2 separate regions of the Homo sapiens genome follow, and region 1 is linked to region 2. A link is an interaction called in ENCODE POLR2A ChIA-PET data of the cell type or tissue named here. Cell type or tissue: endothelial cell of umbilical vein. All regions are shown on one strand.

Evidence for each region. ChIA-PET counts read pairs that join two places held together with the same protein. Peaks named below come from ENCODE experiments on the same cell type or tissue, not always from the same donor. Only the 100,000 strongest peaks of a DNase experiment are listed, where the experiment ranks them.
Region 1: POLR2A ChIA-PET joins it to region 2 with 8 read pairs; 4 of 35 experiments call an interaction of 5 or more read pairs at or near these places.

Annotation. Positions count from the first base shown.
Region 1 is chr12:111,950,624-111,955,623 of GRCh38, forward strand. All of the region lies in intron 4 of TMEM116 (transmembrane protein 116), which reads right to left. Among named protein-coding and RNA genes, the nearest start is that of TMEM116, 60 kb to the right of the region's middle. RefSeq lists silencers at 2,909-3,109, 4,369-4,569. In endothelial cell of umbilical vein, no CTCF peak of the experiment used is centred here; a DNase peak (open chromatin) is centred at 3,018.
Region 2 is chr12:112,111,034-112,116,033 of GRCh38, forward strand. No RefSeq gene overlaps it. Among named protein-coding and RNA genes, the nearest start is that of NAA25, 4.8 kb to the left of the region's middle. In endothelial cell of umbilical vein, no CTCF peak of the experiment used is centred here; no DNase peak of the experiment used is centred here.

The DNA of each region.
Region 1 (5,000 bases), 160 kb before region 2:
GCCATATGCAGAAGATTGAAACTGTACCCTTTCCTTACACCATATATAAAAATTAACTCAAGATGGATTAAAGACTTAAATGTAAAACCCAAAACTATAAAAATCCTGGAAGACAACCTAAGTAATACCATTCTGAACATGGAAACAGACAAAGATTTCATGACAAAGACATCAAAAGCAATTGCAAAAAATGCAAAAATTGCCAAATGGGATCTAATTAAACTAAAGAGCTTCTGCACAGCAAGAGAAATTACCAACAGAGTAAACAGACAACCTACAGAAAGAAAGAAAATTCTTGCAAACTATGCATCTGACAAAGGTCTAATATCTAGCATTTATAAGGAACTTAAAAATCAACTTATAAGAAAAAAGCCTCATTAAAAAGTGCACAAAGGACATGAACAGATACTTTTCAAAAGAAGACATACATGCAGCCAACAAGCATATGAAAAAAAGCTCAACATCACTGATCACTAGACAAACGCAAATCAAAATCACAATGAGATACTATCTCACACCAGTCAGAATGGTGTGGTTACACCACAGATGCTGGTGAGGTTGTAGAGAAAAGGAAATGCTTATACACTGTTGGTAGGAGTGTAAATTAGTTCAACCATTGTGGAAAACAGTGTGGTGATTCCTCAAAGACCTAAAGACAGAAATACCATTCGACTCAGCAATCCCATTACTGGGTATGTGCCCAAAGGAATATAAATCATTTTATCATAAAGACACATGCACACATACGTTTGCTGCAGCACTATTCACAATAGCAAAGACATAGAATCAACCTAAATGTCCATCAATGGTAGACTGGATAAAGTAAATGTGGTACATATATATCATGGAATACCATACAGTCATAAAAAAGGACAAGATCATGTCCTTTTCAGGAACATTGATGGAGCTAGTGGCCATGATCCTTAGCAAACTAACATAGAAACAGGAAACCAAATACCACATGTTCTCATAAGTGGGAGCTAAATGATGGGAATACATGGACACATAGAGGGAAACAACACACACTGGGGCTTATCAGAGAATGGAGGGTGGAAGGAGGGAGAGGATCAGGAAAAATAACTAATGGGTACTAGGCTTAAAACCTGGGTGATGAATGAATCTGTACAACAAACCCCCATGACACAAGTTTACCTATATAACAAACCTGCCCATGTACCCCTGAACTTAAAATAAGAGTTAAAAAAAAAGGAAAAAAAAATCATTTAGCCTACCTAGTAGGTGATGTTAGCAACATCCCAATACAACTTTTTGTTCAGCTTGCACTAAGTTTTCAAACTGACTTAGTGGCTGGGCACGGTGGCTTGGCCGGGTGCGGTGGCTCATGCCTGTAATCCCAGCACTTTTGAGAGGCTGAGGTGGGCGGACCATGAGGTCAGGAGATCGAGACCATGTTGGCCAACATGGTGAAACCCCATTTCTACTAAAAATACAAAAATTAGCTGGGTGTGGTGGCATGCGCCTGTAATCCCAGCTACTTGGGACGCTGAGGCAGGAGAATCACTTGAACCTGGAAGATGGAGATTGCAGTGAGCCAAGATTGAGCCACTGCACTCCAGCCTGGTGACAGAGCGAGATTCCATCTCAAAACAAAACAAAACAAAAAAAACACACACACAACTGACTTGCTGACTTGGCTCTCTCTGCTTCAAATCAACCCAGTCATAAAATGCTAAGTAATAAGATTGCTATCTACTAGCTGAACAACAACAATAACAAAAAGTCTAAGATATTACTAATACTACATGGTGTGGATAGATAAATTCCTCTGGAAAAGCTGAGACCCATATACACATAATTTAAAAGCAGGCCACATAAATACAAGAGGTCTGTGATGGTTAATACTGAGTGTCAACTTGATTGGATTGAATGATGCAAAGTATTGTTCCTGGGTGTGTCTGTGAGGGTGTTGCCAAAGGAGATTAACATTTGAGTCAGTGGACTGTGAAAGGCACACCCACCCTTAATCTGGGTGGGCACAATCTAATCAGCTGCCAGTGTAGCCAGAATGAAAAACAGGCAGAAGAACCTGAAAAGACTAGCCTGGCTTAGCCTCCCAGCCTACATCTTTCTCCCGTACTGGATGCTTCCTCTTCTTGAATGTCAGACTCCAAGTTCTTCAGCTTTGGGACTCAGACTGGCTTCCTTGCTCCTCAGCTTGCAGACAGCCTATTGTGGGACTTTGTGATCATGTGAGTTAATACTCCTTAATAAACTCCCCTTTATATATACATCTATCCTATTAGTTCTGTCCCTCTAGAGAACCCTAATACAAGGTCTCACCTAATTCCCCATGGTCATTTGATTTATTCAACTGGTTGCCTTTAATCCTAGGTTCATGGCTCAAAACTATTATGTGAAATGAGATTATCATATTACTATGAACTTTACTTTGTATTTTTTTAACTTTGTACCTATTACTTCCCAAATTTCTACAAAAGTACAACTCCTAACAAAATAATGCTGGCCCAACACTTTGTGATGATAACAACACTTACAAAATAGCAAAATTAAACTTAACAATAGACTCCACCTGGTAGACTTACCCTGTGAGCCACTCCCTCCAAACTTCCCTTGTTGCTCAAATGTGACTAAAAGAGTTTGACACTAACTCCTAGTCACCAATGACTCCCTTCGACATGGGACCAGACCAACAACCTGAGACAAATCCATCCTGACACCAAGAAACAATCAAACATAATTTTCAATCAAACAACCAGGATGACTGATCAGCAATGCTTTCAGAAAAAGATCTTGATCAAAGGGGAGAAATGCGAAAATTGTCAGAATCAAAATGGAGTCACTCGGGTCAAATCCCTGACAAATGGAGCCAGGGAAGGCCAAGAACGGAGGTTCTCATGCACATATGCCTGATAATAAGAACCATCACAAAAGATCCTGCAAAAATCACAACATTGCACATAGGCCACTTCAACCTTACACACACAAAAAGTACTTATGCAAGGATATCTGCCTAACAACTGCCGTCTAACCTTGGACTGATGCCACGCTTGTTAATCCTTGTATCCAAAGATAACAATTACGTAATCCTCCTTATTTTTCCTTTAAAAATCCTTGTTTTCCTTTACCTCCCTGAATATGCCCATCATATTCCCATTGCAGTGCTTACTTCTGAATAAATTCTATTTCTTTTAGAGAGTCTCTCTCTCTGTTATTTAGGCTGACAACCTCAATAGCTTACTTAGTTCACTCTTCTACAAGAACACATTTAAAACTATCACAAACATGTGGTTGTCTAATTCTCTGTAAAATGATCTTGACTAGATGGCAGCTCAAGATTATCATAGAAAATAGTTTCCAATAAAGCATAAAAATACTATCATATTTTCATTTAATTACACATCAGTATTAACCCTAGTTTAATGTTTAAAAAACCAAAAATAAAAAATAATTACACGCCAATAAAGCTGAAAAAATCTATTTTTTGCTATTGATTAGCAAAAATTTAATCTCCTTTGATATCTAAACCATTAGAAGATCCTAAAAAATCACAATAATAATGTTACATAAACCCATAGCCACTGTAAAATTTAGGCCTTAGAGTTAGGCAAACTAAGTCCAAAAGGTCACTGAGGGAGTGAGACTACATTAACAAGCAAAGATCATAAAATTTAATTCTATATGGGAGAATATGTTTTCTATTGCCAGGCAGATGCAGACCCTGTTTTCTATTGCCAGGCAGATGCAGAAAGTAATCGATCAGTAAGGATGTGCAGGAATGAAAGGATTGCAAGTGAATCCTCTGTTTGAGGAAGTAGGGAGAGATTCTATATTACCTTGAAAAATAAACAGAACAATAATAGTTTATACTAATCAAGGGCACTTTACATTTGTTATCTAATTTCTTCTTCACAACAACTCTTAAGAACCTTGTCATTATTCTTATTTTACAAGATAAAACTAAGACTTAGAGAAGTTCACTTGCTTAAAAAGTCACAGAGCTAACAGCTGTGAAAGCTGTTGGCAGCTGTTGAACCCAGGTCCGATCGACTGCAAACTACAGCTTTAATTCTAAGCCTTAAACTTCATGTCATTTGCAACCCAAACTGGTGTCTCTAACATATCTGACTAGCACATTCTTCCAGGAAATAAAACGGTTCACTAAGAAAATATAGCTGATGGCACTTCAACTTGTATCAAAGTATACAGAAGAATAGCCAAGATTAAATGGAAAGGCTGACTGGGACAGTGTCTGGCATTGTTTTTTCTGTATCTTGTTTTTCCATAGCAGTTTTCCTGGTAAACATAGATCAGTCAGGGTGGTGGGAAAAATTGTAGAAAGATGCAAACCTTCTTGGAAGGCCAGAAGTTTTCACAAAAGCTTTGGAAAAAGATTTGGCTGAAGGTAGCCAGATTCTCTTATCCAGTGCCTGAAAGTTTAGGTTAGATAACAAGGAGATGTAAAGAAACTGATCTAGATAAGTTAGTTTACATAGGCCTCGGAACCTGGCTTTTAATCATCTGCCCACAAATATGTTGACTCAAGGCCTTTGTCATTAAATCTACACTGAATAAATGCCCGCAGCACTGGCTTGTCAGGGCTGCAGCTGCTGACTCTTTACAGTACCCTCCTTGGTGTCTGTGGGTGGCCCAGTCCCGTAGCCCACTCTTTCACTAGATCCCTGTGTCTGAGTGCATTTGTTCATCCACTGTTCGGCCAGGGTCTGCGGGTTGGACCTGGCAGGTAAACAGAAATCTTAGTGCAACAACCCTCTCAGATGCTTTTGGAGAAAGCATGGAATTTGTTCCTGATCCAAAAATTCTACAGGACAATCATATATATCCAAATTAATCCTCTCAGTGCAGAGCTAGTCATCTAAGGGAATAAAAAAATCTGAGGTTTGACCATGGATCAGATTCCATCTTTCAGAGGCAGATGCTGTAGTGCAGACAAAGCCTTCTGATCCAAATGTTATCCTGGCATTGCAACATCTTTTTACTGGTTGGCTGAGTTCACAAAA
Region 2 (5,000 bases):
ATATTAGCTGGGTGTGGTAGTGTGAGCCTGTAACCCCGGCTACTCAGGAGGCTGAGGCAGGAGAATCGCTTGAACCCGGTAGGCAAAGGTTGCAGTGAGCCAAGATCGTGCCATTGCACTCCAGCATGGGCAACAGAGCAAGACTCTTGCATAAATAAATAAATAGGCCGGGTGCAGTGGGTCGTGCCTGTAATCTCAGCACTTTGTGAGGCCGAGGCGGGTGGATCACCTGAGGTCAGGAGTTTGAGACCAGCCTGGGCAACGTGGCGAAACCCCATCTCTACTAAAAATACAAAAAATTAGTCAGGCGTGGTGGCACGTGCCTGTAATCCCAGCTACTCCCGAGGCTGAGGCTTGAACCCGGGAGGTGGAGGTTGCAGTGAGCCAAGATCATGTTGTTGCACTCTAGCCTGGGCAACAGAGCAAGACTCCATCTCAAAAAAAAAAAAAAAAAAGGAAGGCATTTAAATACTCCAGAGGTCGGGAATGGTGACTCACGCCTGTAATCCTAGCACTTAGGAGGTCTAGGCGAGCGGATCACTTGAGGACATGAGTTCGAGACCAGCCTGGGCAACATGGCAAAACCCCATCTCTACTAAAAATAAAAAATTAGCTGAGCGGCTGGGCACAGTGGCTCACGCCTGTAATCCCAGCACTTTGGGAGGCTAAGGTGGGTGGATCACGAGGTCAGGAGATCGAGACCATCCTGGCTAACACGGTGAAACCCTGTCTTTACTAAAAATACAAAAAAATTAGCCAGACGTGGTGGCGGGCACTTGTAGTCCCAGCTACTCGGGAGGCTGAGGCAGGAGAATGGCGTGAACCCAGGAGACGGAGCTTGCAGTGAGCCGAGATTGTGCCACTGCACTCCAGCCTGCAACAGAGTGAGACTCCATCTCCAAAAAAAAAAAAAAAAAAAAAAAAATTAGCTGAGCAGGGTGGTGCGCACCTGTAATCCCAGCTACTCAGGGGGCTGAGGCACAAGAATCACTTGAGCCCAGGAGGTGGAAGTTGCAGAGCCGAGATTGCAACACTGCACTCCAGCCTGGGCAACAGAGGGAGACTCTGTCTCAAAAATATATATAAATAAATAAATACTCCCTGGATAAGGATCATTTGAGCCCAGGAGTTTGAGGCTGTAGTGAGCTATGATTGCACTACTGCACTCCGGCCTGGGTGACAGAGCGAGACCCTGACTCTCCAAAAACAAACAAACAAAGACTCCCGGGATGAAGTTATCAGGCAAAGTACAACAAAATATTTGAGACATACATACATACATTCACTGTTTATCTTAAATTCAAATTTAACTGGGTGTCCTGTATTTTTATTTGCTAAATCGGGCAACCCTGCGCTAGGGGAAACTCCATGCCCCCCAAATCATGCTAAGCAGCAACAATGAAGGGCAGATGCCTCAGGCAAGCTGACCCTAGGATCACTCAGAGATGGTGTGTGACCCTGCTGAGGTTGGGCTAGGACAGGGAAAAGGAGGGAGGAGAGCTGGGGTTCACCTTTGGTGCAAGTGAAAGAGATGATGAGTCACCTGAGATTTAAGAATTTCCCAGGAATGGAAAAATACAGCACCTTTAAGGGGAGCACATATGAGGCTCCTAACCAAGGCTCGGGTTACTCAGCCATGTTCTTACGCTACCTTTGTTGGCCTGGCCCCAGAGGAATGCTGATAGACTTGGCACCCAGCTCCCTGAACTTGGCAAGACCAGGGCATCATATGGATCTACCTAGCAGAGGCTTCTAGAGTCTTAGGTCACCATCCTTAGTGGGATATATTTCCCTCCACTCTGAAAGACTGCTTAGCATCCAACTAGGATTAATTGGTTGTTCTCTTTTCCCATTCCTACTGCTTGTCCTCAGAACCTAAGAATGAAGCAGTGACTCGCTAGGCTCTGGGCCTGTCCTTACCTGCCGCTGGGAGGCAGCTTGCACACCCTTTGGCAGGCCTGAATCTTTTCGGGTAACAAGATGACCTCTGAGGAAGCCAAAAGCCCATCCTTGCTGTACAATTCAGAACTTGGAGCTCTTAGCGATGACATTATGGAAAAGTGCTTGGTATACAGCAGGTGCTCATTAAGTAGTGTTTTCCATTTTCTCAACTTAGAGGAGGGGCATACAGTCTTCATTTGGTAACATTTTCTCTAGTGAGAAACATTCTCCCTGGCCGGGTGTGGTGGCTCATACCTGTAATCTCAGCGCTTTGGGAGGCTGAGGCAGGTGGATCACTTGACGTCTGGAGTTTGAGACCAGCCTGGCCAACATGGCAAAAACCCATCTCTACTAAAAAATACAAAAATTGGCCAGGTGTGGTGGCCCACACCTCTAATCCCAGCTACTTGGGAGGCTGAGGCAGGAGAATCGCTTGAACCCAGGAGGCAAAGGTTGCAGTGAGCCGAGATCACGCCACTGCACTCCAGCCTGGGCCACAGAGCAAGACTCTGTCCCCCTACCGCCAAAAAAAAAGAAGAAGAAGAAGAAGCAGAAGGAGAAGGAGAAGGAGGAGAAGGAAAAGGAGAAGAGAAGGAGGAGGAGGAGGAGGAGAGGAAGAGGAAGAGGAAGAGGAAGAAGAAATGTTTTCCCTAAAGGGCAGTGAGACACCTGGGTGCTTTGTGCCTGAATAGCTAAGGATACCAGGGAGGGGGACTGCATTACTTGAATATGGTGATGTGGGTGTCTCCATCCAATGATTCTTCTAGTTTTTCTTTTTTTTTTGCGGGGGGGACGGAGTCTCGCTCTTTCGCCTGGGGCCGGACTGCAGTGGCGCTATCTCGGCTCACTGCAAGCTCCGCCTCCCAGGTTCTCGAGTAGTTGAGACTACAGGCGCCCGCCACCACGCCCGGCTAATTTTTTGTATTTTTAGTAGGGACGGGGTTTCACAGTGTTAGCCAGGATGGTCTGGATCCTCCCGACCTCATGATCCGCCTGCCTCGGCCTCCCAAAGTGCTGGGATTACAGGCGTGAGCCACCGCGCCCAGCCTATGGTTTTATTTTTAACACGTAAATATTTGATCCATTTGGTATTTATTTCCATATGAATAATAAGGTAGTCTTTCGGCCAAGCGTGGTAGTTCACACTAATCCCAATACTTTGGGAGGCCAAGATGGGCAGATCACTTGAGGTCAGGAGTTCGAGACCAGCCTGGCCAACATGGTGAAACCCAGTCTGTACTGAAGATACAAAAATTAGCCGAGCGAGGTGGTACGTGCCTGTATTCCCAGCTACTCAGGAGGCTGAGGCAGGAGAATCACTTGAATCTAGGAGGAGGAAGTTGCAGTGAGCTGAGATCTCACCATTGCACTCCAGCCTGGGCGACAGAGCAAGACTCCCTCTCAAAATAAACAAATTAAATAAATAAATAAATAAATAAATAAATAAATGTCAGGTGCGGTAGCTCATGCCTGTAATCCCAGCACTTTGGGAGGCCGAGGTGGGCAGATTGCCTGAGCTCAGGAGATGACAACTAGCCTGGGCAACCTGGTGAAACCCCATCTCTACTAAAAATACAAAAAATTAGCTGGGCGTGGTGGCGTGCGCCTGTAGTCCCAGCTACTTGGGAGGCTGAGGCAGGAGAATTGCTTGAACCCAGGAGGCGGAGATTGCAGTGAGCTGAGATCTCGCCACTGCACTCCAGCCTGGGCAACAGAGCAATACTCTGTCTCAAAACGAATAAATAAATAAGGTGAGATTTCAATTTTATCTTTTTCAGTTGTATCTATCTATCTATAGTGGTCATATAAATATATATAGTAGCTGTATAAATATATAAAGGGAATATATATATACATATATATACACATGTATATATTTTTGTTTTGTTTTGTTTTGTTTTTGCCGGGTGCGGTGGCTCGCAGGCTGGGCGCAGTGGGTCACACCTGTAATCCCAACAATTTGGGAGGCCAGGGTGGGCGGATCACTTGAGGTCAGGAGTTCAAGACCAGTCTGGCTAACATGCTGAAACTCCATCTGTACTAAAACCACAAAAATTAGCCGGGCGTGGTGGCAGGCGCCTGTAATCCCAGATTACAAGAGAGGCAGGAGAATCACTTGAACCTTGGAAATGGAGGTTGCAGTGAGCTGAGATCGCGCCACTGACTCCAGCCTGCGTGACAGAGTGAGACTCCATCTCAAAAAAAAAAAAAATATATATATATATATAAAATGTATTTTATATATATATATATTTTTTTTTGGTAGAGACAGGTTCTTGAACACCTGGCTTCAAGCAATCCTCCCACCTCGGCCTCTCAAAGCCAAGGGAGCCACCATGCCTGACCTCAACCCCTATTTATTGAATAGTCCATCTTTTTCACAAAGCACCCAATGCCATCATTATCATATATTAAATTTCCATATGCATTTCTGGCTAGTCATGGAACAGTCTCTAGTCTCTATTCAAGGGCAGGTCAACACCGGAGTCTGCAGAGTTGGCTGGATTATCTGATCTGAGTCTGGGCTTGCTCTATACAGCCTCTGAACTACTCAACTCTTGGGAGAACATTGTCAGCTGCATTTGGGCTACTGGATGCTAAGAATGAGGCCCTTGATTTGGAATGAAGTCACCTTGAGGGGGTAGTGCTGCTTTGTGGCCAGTTCCCTGAGAAAGCGTATGAGATAAGGAATTAAAACCACCCAGGAAATTTTTTAAATAATTCTAAAATTTATATGAAAATAGTAATGACCTAGAATAGCCAAAATGGCAAGGCCAGTTGCAATGGCTCACATCTGTAATCCCAGTACTTTGGGAGGCCAAGGTAGGACGATTGCTTGAGTTCAAGACCAGCCTGGGCAACATAGCAAGACCCCCATCTCTACAAAACTAAAAAAATTAGCTGGAAGTGGTGGTGCACCCTTGTGGTCCCAGCTACTCTGGAGTGTGAGGCGGGAGGATTGCTTGATCCAGCCAGGAGTTTGAGGCTGCAGTGGGCTATGACCCTTTCTCAAAATAAATAAATAAATAAAGCCACATTCGTTAAGACTGTGGAGAAAT